2 separate regions of the Mus musculus genome follow, and region 1 is linked to region 2. Evidence: chromatin loops called from intact Hi-C (ENCODE). Cell type or tissue: left cerebral cortex. All regions are shown on one strand. Each heading gives the region's core, and the rest is flanking DNA. Links, peaks and the distances in the headings are about the cores only. Region 1 has its middle 26 kb from the start of Otulinl. Region 2 has its middle 150 kb from the start of Gm36899.

Evidence for each region. Hi-C counts contacts between places; a loop is a spot of excess contacts. Peaks named below come from ENCODE experiments on the same cell type or tissue, not always from the same donor. Only the 100,000 strongest peaks of a DNase experiment are listed, where the experiment ranks them.
Region 1: a loop joins it to region 2, with 3 times the contacts of the local background. A loop is called at or near these places in 7 of 42 quality-filtered maps.

Annotation. Positions count from the first base shown.
Region 1 is chr15:27,706,146-27,709,061 of GRCm38, forward strand. No RefSeq gene overlaps it. Among named protein-coding and RNA genes, the nearest start is that of Otulinl, 26 kb to the left of the region's middle. In left cerebral cortex, for the core only: no CTCF peak of the experiment used is centred there; DNase peaks (open chromatin) are centred at 1,272 and 2,465.
Region 2 is chr15:27,307,236-27,310,151 of GRCm38, forward strand. No RefSeq gene overlaps it. Among named protein-coding and RNA genes, the nearest start is that of Gm36899, 150 kb to the right of the region's middle. In left cerebral cortex, for the core only: a CTCF peak has its summit at 1,647; a DNase peak (open chromatin) is centred at 1,629.

The DNA.
Region 1 (2,916 bases), core at 325-2,824, 400 kb after region 2:
CTTCATCAGGCACTCAAGGCGTGACTGACCCTGCCTCTTCCTCAGTGTCTGTCGGGAAAGCACGGCCCATTTCTCAGCTTCCATATTCACGAAGTCCACATCAGACCGAGAAAGCTTTCCGCTACCTGTACCTGCACATGCAGCCGACCGCCAGAGGTGTCCTAGATCACTTTGTCCCCTTCTTAGGACTCTCCCCTGCTCTGCAGTGTGGTTACCGGTCTTGCTGAATGTCTATGCTCCACTTGAAGGATAACACGGCTTAGCTGCTTGCTCTCAAGTTTTGTCTTTAGATTCTCCAGGATCAGGGTTTTCTCTGGAACAGTAGATGGAATTCTCCCGGCTGCAGCTTCCAGGACACCATGGATCAAGCCTTCCCTGGAGGCCCCAGGCATCTGGGAAGGTAAGAGTGAAATTGGTCCTTCTCCCAATATTTCTGTACTGTAGAGGTGACTTTCTCAGCTGATAGCAGGGACCCTGCTCTGAGGTGCTCATCCGTCTGCCGCTCACCTTTGCAATTTTCATTGCGCTCAAAATATTGTACAGAATATCGCTGGGGCCAGGAAGTGAGCAACCCCCTTGCCATGCAAATAAACATGAGTAAGCACGAGGAGAAGTGTTTCAGGGGCCACCGATGCCACCCAGCAACCCAGCGCTCACCAAGCATCGGCGAGGTCACAGCTCCAACTGCCAACACTCAGAGCAAACGACTTTGCTTTCTTGTGTGTGAAAGACATAGTCTTTCGAAACATGGAGAACTGAACTGTAGCTGCCATGCCCTGTCGGGAAGGAAGGAAGCAGCTTTGAGAGATGTCTTGAAAGTAGAGGATGAGGAAGAGAGCTGCTTGTTCCAGAGTCTGGAAAAGGACACCTCCATATTCAATGCTGTTTCCATGACTTCTCAGGTCCCTTCGGGCTGAGTTCCTAAAGTTGCTTCTGAGCAGCTGTAATTTCAGATTCTGTTTTATTTTGATTTGTACAGTTTTGATTGCACACATATAATATCTGAAGATAATAATAATAATAATATATATAAATATACATATTTATCAATCAGTCTGTCCTCAAACTCAGAGAAATGCCTGCCTCTAACTCCAGGGTGCTTGGATGAAAGGCATGCACCACCACTGACAAGATGTATTTATATCTTATACTCATCATCTGAAAGCAATTTTATGCCAAAATTTTAAATATATGTATATCCAAACTGTTTTGCAGCCCACTGATTACTGTTCTTCTCTGTATACAACAGCAGCATGGGGAAGGGTTTGTTTTGGCCCACAGTCAGGGTAGAATCAGCCATGACAGGGAAAGCATGGAGGCTGAGGAAGGAAAGGGGGAGGAAAGAGGAGGAGTGATGAGGGGAAAGGAGGAGGAGGAAGATGCAGAAGAAATGTGAAGCAGAAAAGAAGAGAGGGAAGATGGAGGAGGGAGAAGCATCCATTTATGATCAACAGGAGGAAAATTCATTAGCAGGTATCTCAAAATCAACTTCCTTATTTATTATATATCCTAGGACTAGGAACTGTCCTAGTTGGGAGAATTGGCAAGGGTGACTGGGGCCCTGAACCGTTGTGTTTCTGCATCGCTCTATTGCGGCAACAGGACAGCTTTGTGTGAGGTTCAGACAGAGATCAAATACAAGCAGCCAGTCTTTCCAAACCTCTCCTCCATCCCCAACCCCAGTCAGAATCCTGATAACTTCAGAGTCCTCGTTCTCTGCAAGGATTAGCCACAAGTGACATGTGACATTCTGTCACCTGACTCTTCCCAACAAAAAGTGGGATTCCGACATGTACCACATATGCTCAAGCAAGCAGAGGTGACCCGAGGGACCTGATTTTTCTTTTTCAGCTGCTGTCATGATTCTGACTCAACAGGCTCTGAACTCCTGCCCCATTAGAAGTTCAACCAGCACAATATGCTATCCAGACTTTCCAGAATATTCTCCACCTCAGCCTTCTGGCAAGTGGCGTGTCCTGGCTTAACGTCTAGCATAGAGGACAACTCCCAGGGATTGTGAAGGCTTGTCCCATCGGATGGATTGATCTCAAGATCTCAAGATGTCTGCAGATGGGGACACCTAGCTATGAAAGGGCAGTCAGACATTCTTGCCCAGCTTAGCAGTTTTGAGTTACAGGAAACACATGCACATGGTTTCCCATGCCAATACCAGTATGAAGTCAGGAAAATTAACACCCAAGGTCGTGCCCTCTGTCCCTGTTGCCATATGACCAAGGGCATTACTCACAGTATGATATGAGACAGGGCAACGAGGGATTCACTTTCTATACAAATGTCAGAGAGGCAGTGGTCCAGCAAACTCACATGTTGTGGAACCCACAGAAGAGGGTCCTGGTGGGACATACAGTGGCCTTTGTCATATCTGTTGCAGTCAGAACTCTAGTCTACTCTATGACAGAGCCCACTGAAAAATTCAGTAAGTCATCATTCCTAGGTAGGTGGGTGGATGAATGATGTAACTCACTCTGCCAGGAATGGAAAAAGGAACCATTGGCTCGTGGAGAAAAGAGCCATTGGCTCATGGAGGAAGAGCCACTAGCTCATTAAAAAAAAAAAAAAAAAAGGGAAGCATTGGCTCACGTGACTAACACCTCTGCCTGGCTCGGCTTTAGATGTGACTTGATCTAATATTTAAACTACCACAAGTAATGTTCATTTCTCTCTGCCTTTCCCTGCTCTCTGTATGTCTGCCTCTGTCTCCCACCCCACCCACCCCCTGCTGTGATGAAAAGAGGGGGTCCTAGAACACACTAAAGCTAAAGATGCTTTATCTGGTGTCAACATTCATGGACAACTGATTATTAAATGGAACAAAACAACAACTGGAGAAAACCTGCTTCTATCCTCTTAGACTGACAGTAGGAATGTGGCCAAGGCTGTGTCACAGGTCATAAC
Region 2 (2,916 bases), core at 171-2,670:
ACACACACTCTTTTAAATTCATGGTCTCATTTTTCATTAATAGTTAGACATAAAGTCTCACCCACAGGAGGGTCTAGACCTGAGCTGAACGAGTACAACCCTCTCTATGTTTTTAAAGGATATACTTTTAAATAAACACAGACTATTATATAACAGTGATTTTTAGACAGACCAATCGTAGCCATTGATTCCGGTACCGAGAGCAAAATATAGTCGGCATCACCTGTTCCCTGATCCTTTCAGTCACTGCTGCTACCAGAGAAGAAGGGTAAGGGATGGAGGAGTGGGGAAAGGTTTTTCAGCAATAGCAGCAGTGGCATTTTGCAGCTGGTTTTGGGGATGGGACTCTATGCTGGAAATTGTGGGTGTTAAGTGGTATCCCCCTCTTAGAGGCAAAATCAGTCTCCAACTGATGAGCCACTGGGATAGACATCTTGCAGATGGCAAGAGACAAAGATGCTAATGTCTCTCTAGAGAAGATGTGCTCTGGTGTTTTAAATGAGAATGGGCCCCATAGGTCTACATATTCGAATGCCTCCTGTTTGTGGATGAGATGTAAGCTCTCAGCTGCTGTTCCAGCCCCCCTGCCTGCCTGTCCGACGTCTTGCTTCCCACTGTGATGATTAAGGACTCACCCTCTGAAACTCTCAGCAAGCTCCTGAAAGATCCTGACTGAATGTAAAAGGTCACAAAAGCCCTGAAATTGGCAAAATAGATTTCACTGTTAGCAGAACTAGCTTCACTGATTTAGAAAAATAGAGGTGCACAATGCTCTGGCCACAACTAGAACCTGTGTGTCTGCCAATGTTCTGACCGTTCCTTGAACCCATGTGTGTGCCCACTGATGAAGCCCATTGGTAGGTGTTTGTGATATTGGTTGCTGGGGAAGAGTCGGAAAATCTCCCCAGCAACCACAGCCAGGGCCAATCCGGAGTTGCTGCACCTGCACCAGATTCTTTCCTTGTACCCCTCCCATACCCATTCTTGAGAATAGACATTGTTTAGATTGGGTAGTCCCCTACTCTCCCCCTTCTCCTTTCCCCCCTGAGGGCCTATAAAAACTGGGACCTCTTTCCCCTCCAGGTCGACTCCTCTACCCCTGCGTGGGATATAAGTCGTCCCCAGAGCTCTGGCTTTCCCCGAATAAAGCCTCATGTGGTTTGCATCAAGCTTGGCCTCTTGTGAGTTCTTTGGGGTCTGCTATTATCCCAAGACTTGAGTGAGGGTCTCCCTTCGGAGGTCTTTCACTCCCAATTAAATTTTATCTTTATAAGGTGTCTAGGACATGGTGTCTTTTCACAGCAGCAGAAAAGTAACAAAGAAAGGCATATGCCTTCTATTCCAACCCCCCTATGGCTTTAAAAAGAAAATTCATCCTGCAAGCAATAAAATGCAACCAAATCTTTGCTGAATGAAGCAAGATACATTTTAACTGAAACAAACGAAAGGTGTAAGGAAATCTGCTTTCTCTTATGTCTCTTGCTCTGCTTGGATATGAAGATAATTCCGTTTCCTGAAGGAAGCAACTTGGGAGGCTTGCTAGCATCTTTCCTCACATCCCAGACTTTGCTTGCTGCAGATAAGGTGTCACACACACTAGTTCTTCCAAAAATGCCTCCTACAGCAGCCAGGAGCTGGGAAACATCCGTGAGCTGAGAACCATTTCCTTCCCTTCCTCTGAAGTCGCCAGATGTTCTGATCTAGTCAACCCCCCTAGGGACATCTGAAACCACTCACTGCAGAAACCAGAGCTGCCTTGTTCATTTTGCTTACCTGAGCATCAAGATTTATCTTCTTTCTTTTTTTTTTATTGGATATTTTCTTCATTTACATTTCAAATGTTATTCCCTTTCCCTCACAGAAACTCCCTATCCCATCCTCCCTCCCCCTGCTTCTATGTGGGTGTTCCTCCACTCACCCACCCACTCCCACCTCCCTGCCCTCAATTCGCCTACACTGGGGCATCTATCGAGCCTTCATAGGACCAAGGGCCTCTCCTCCCATTGATGCCTGACAAGGCCACCCTCTGCTACATATGCAGCTGGAGCCATGAGTACTCCTTGGTTGATGGCTTAGTCCCCGGGAGCTCTGAGGGGTCTGATTGGTTGCTATTGTTGTTCTTCCTATGGGGTTGCAAACCCCTTCAACTCCTTCAGTCCTTTCTCTAATGTACTGGCTGGTTTTGTGTCAACTTGACACAAGCTGGGATTATCACAGAGAAAGGAGCTTCAGGTGAGGAAATGCCTCCATGAGATCCAGATGTAAGGCATTTTCTCAATTAATGATCAAGGGGGAAGGGCCCCTTATGGGTGGTGCCATCCCTGGGCTGGCAGTCTTGGGTTCTATAAGAGAGCAGGCTGAGCAAGCCAGGGGAAGCAAGCCAGTAACATCCCTTCATGGCCTCTGCATCAGCTCCTGCTTTCTGGCCTGCTTGAGTTCCAGTCTTGACATCCGTTGGTGATCAACAGCAATGTGGAAAGTGTAAGCTGAATAAACCTTTTCCTCCCCAACTGCTTCTTGATCATGATGTTTAGGCAGGAATAGAAACCCTGACTAAGATATCTAACTCCTTCATTGGGGACCCCATGCTCAGTCCAATGGTTGGCTGCGAGCATCTGCCTCTGTATTTGTAAGGCTCTGGCAAGGCCTCTCAGGAGACAGCTATATCAGGCTCTTGTCTGCATGCACTGAACATGCCTCCATTGCTGGTGGGATTACAAACTGGTACAACCACTCTGGAAATCAGTTTAGCGGTTCCTCAGAAAACTGGACATAGTACTACCTGAAAACCCAGCTATATCACACCTGGGCATATACCCAGAAGATGCTCCAACTTGTAATAGGGACATATGTAATATGTTCATAGTAGCCATATTTATACTAGCCAGAAGCTGGAAAGAACCCAGATGTCCCTCA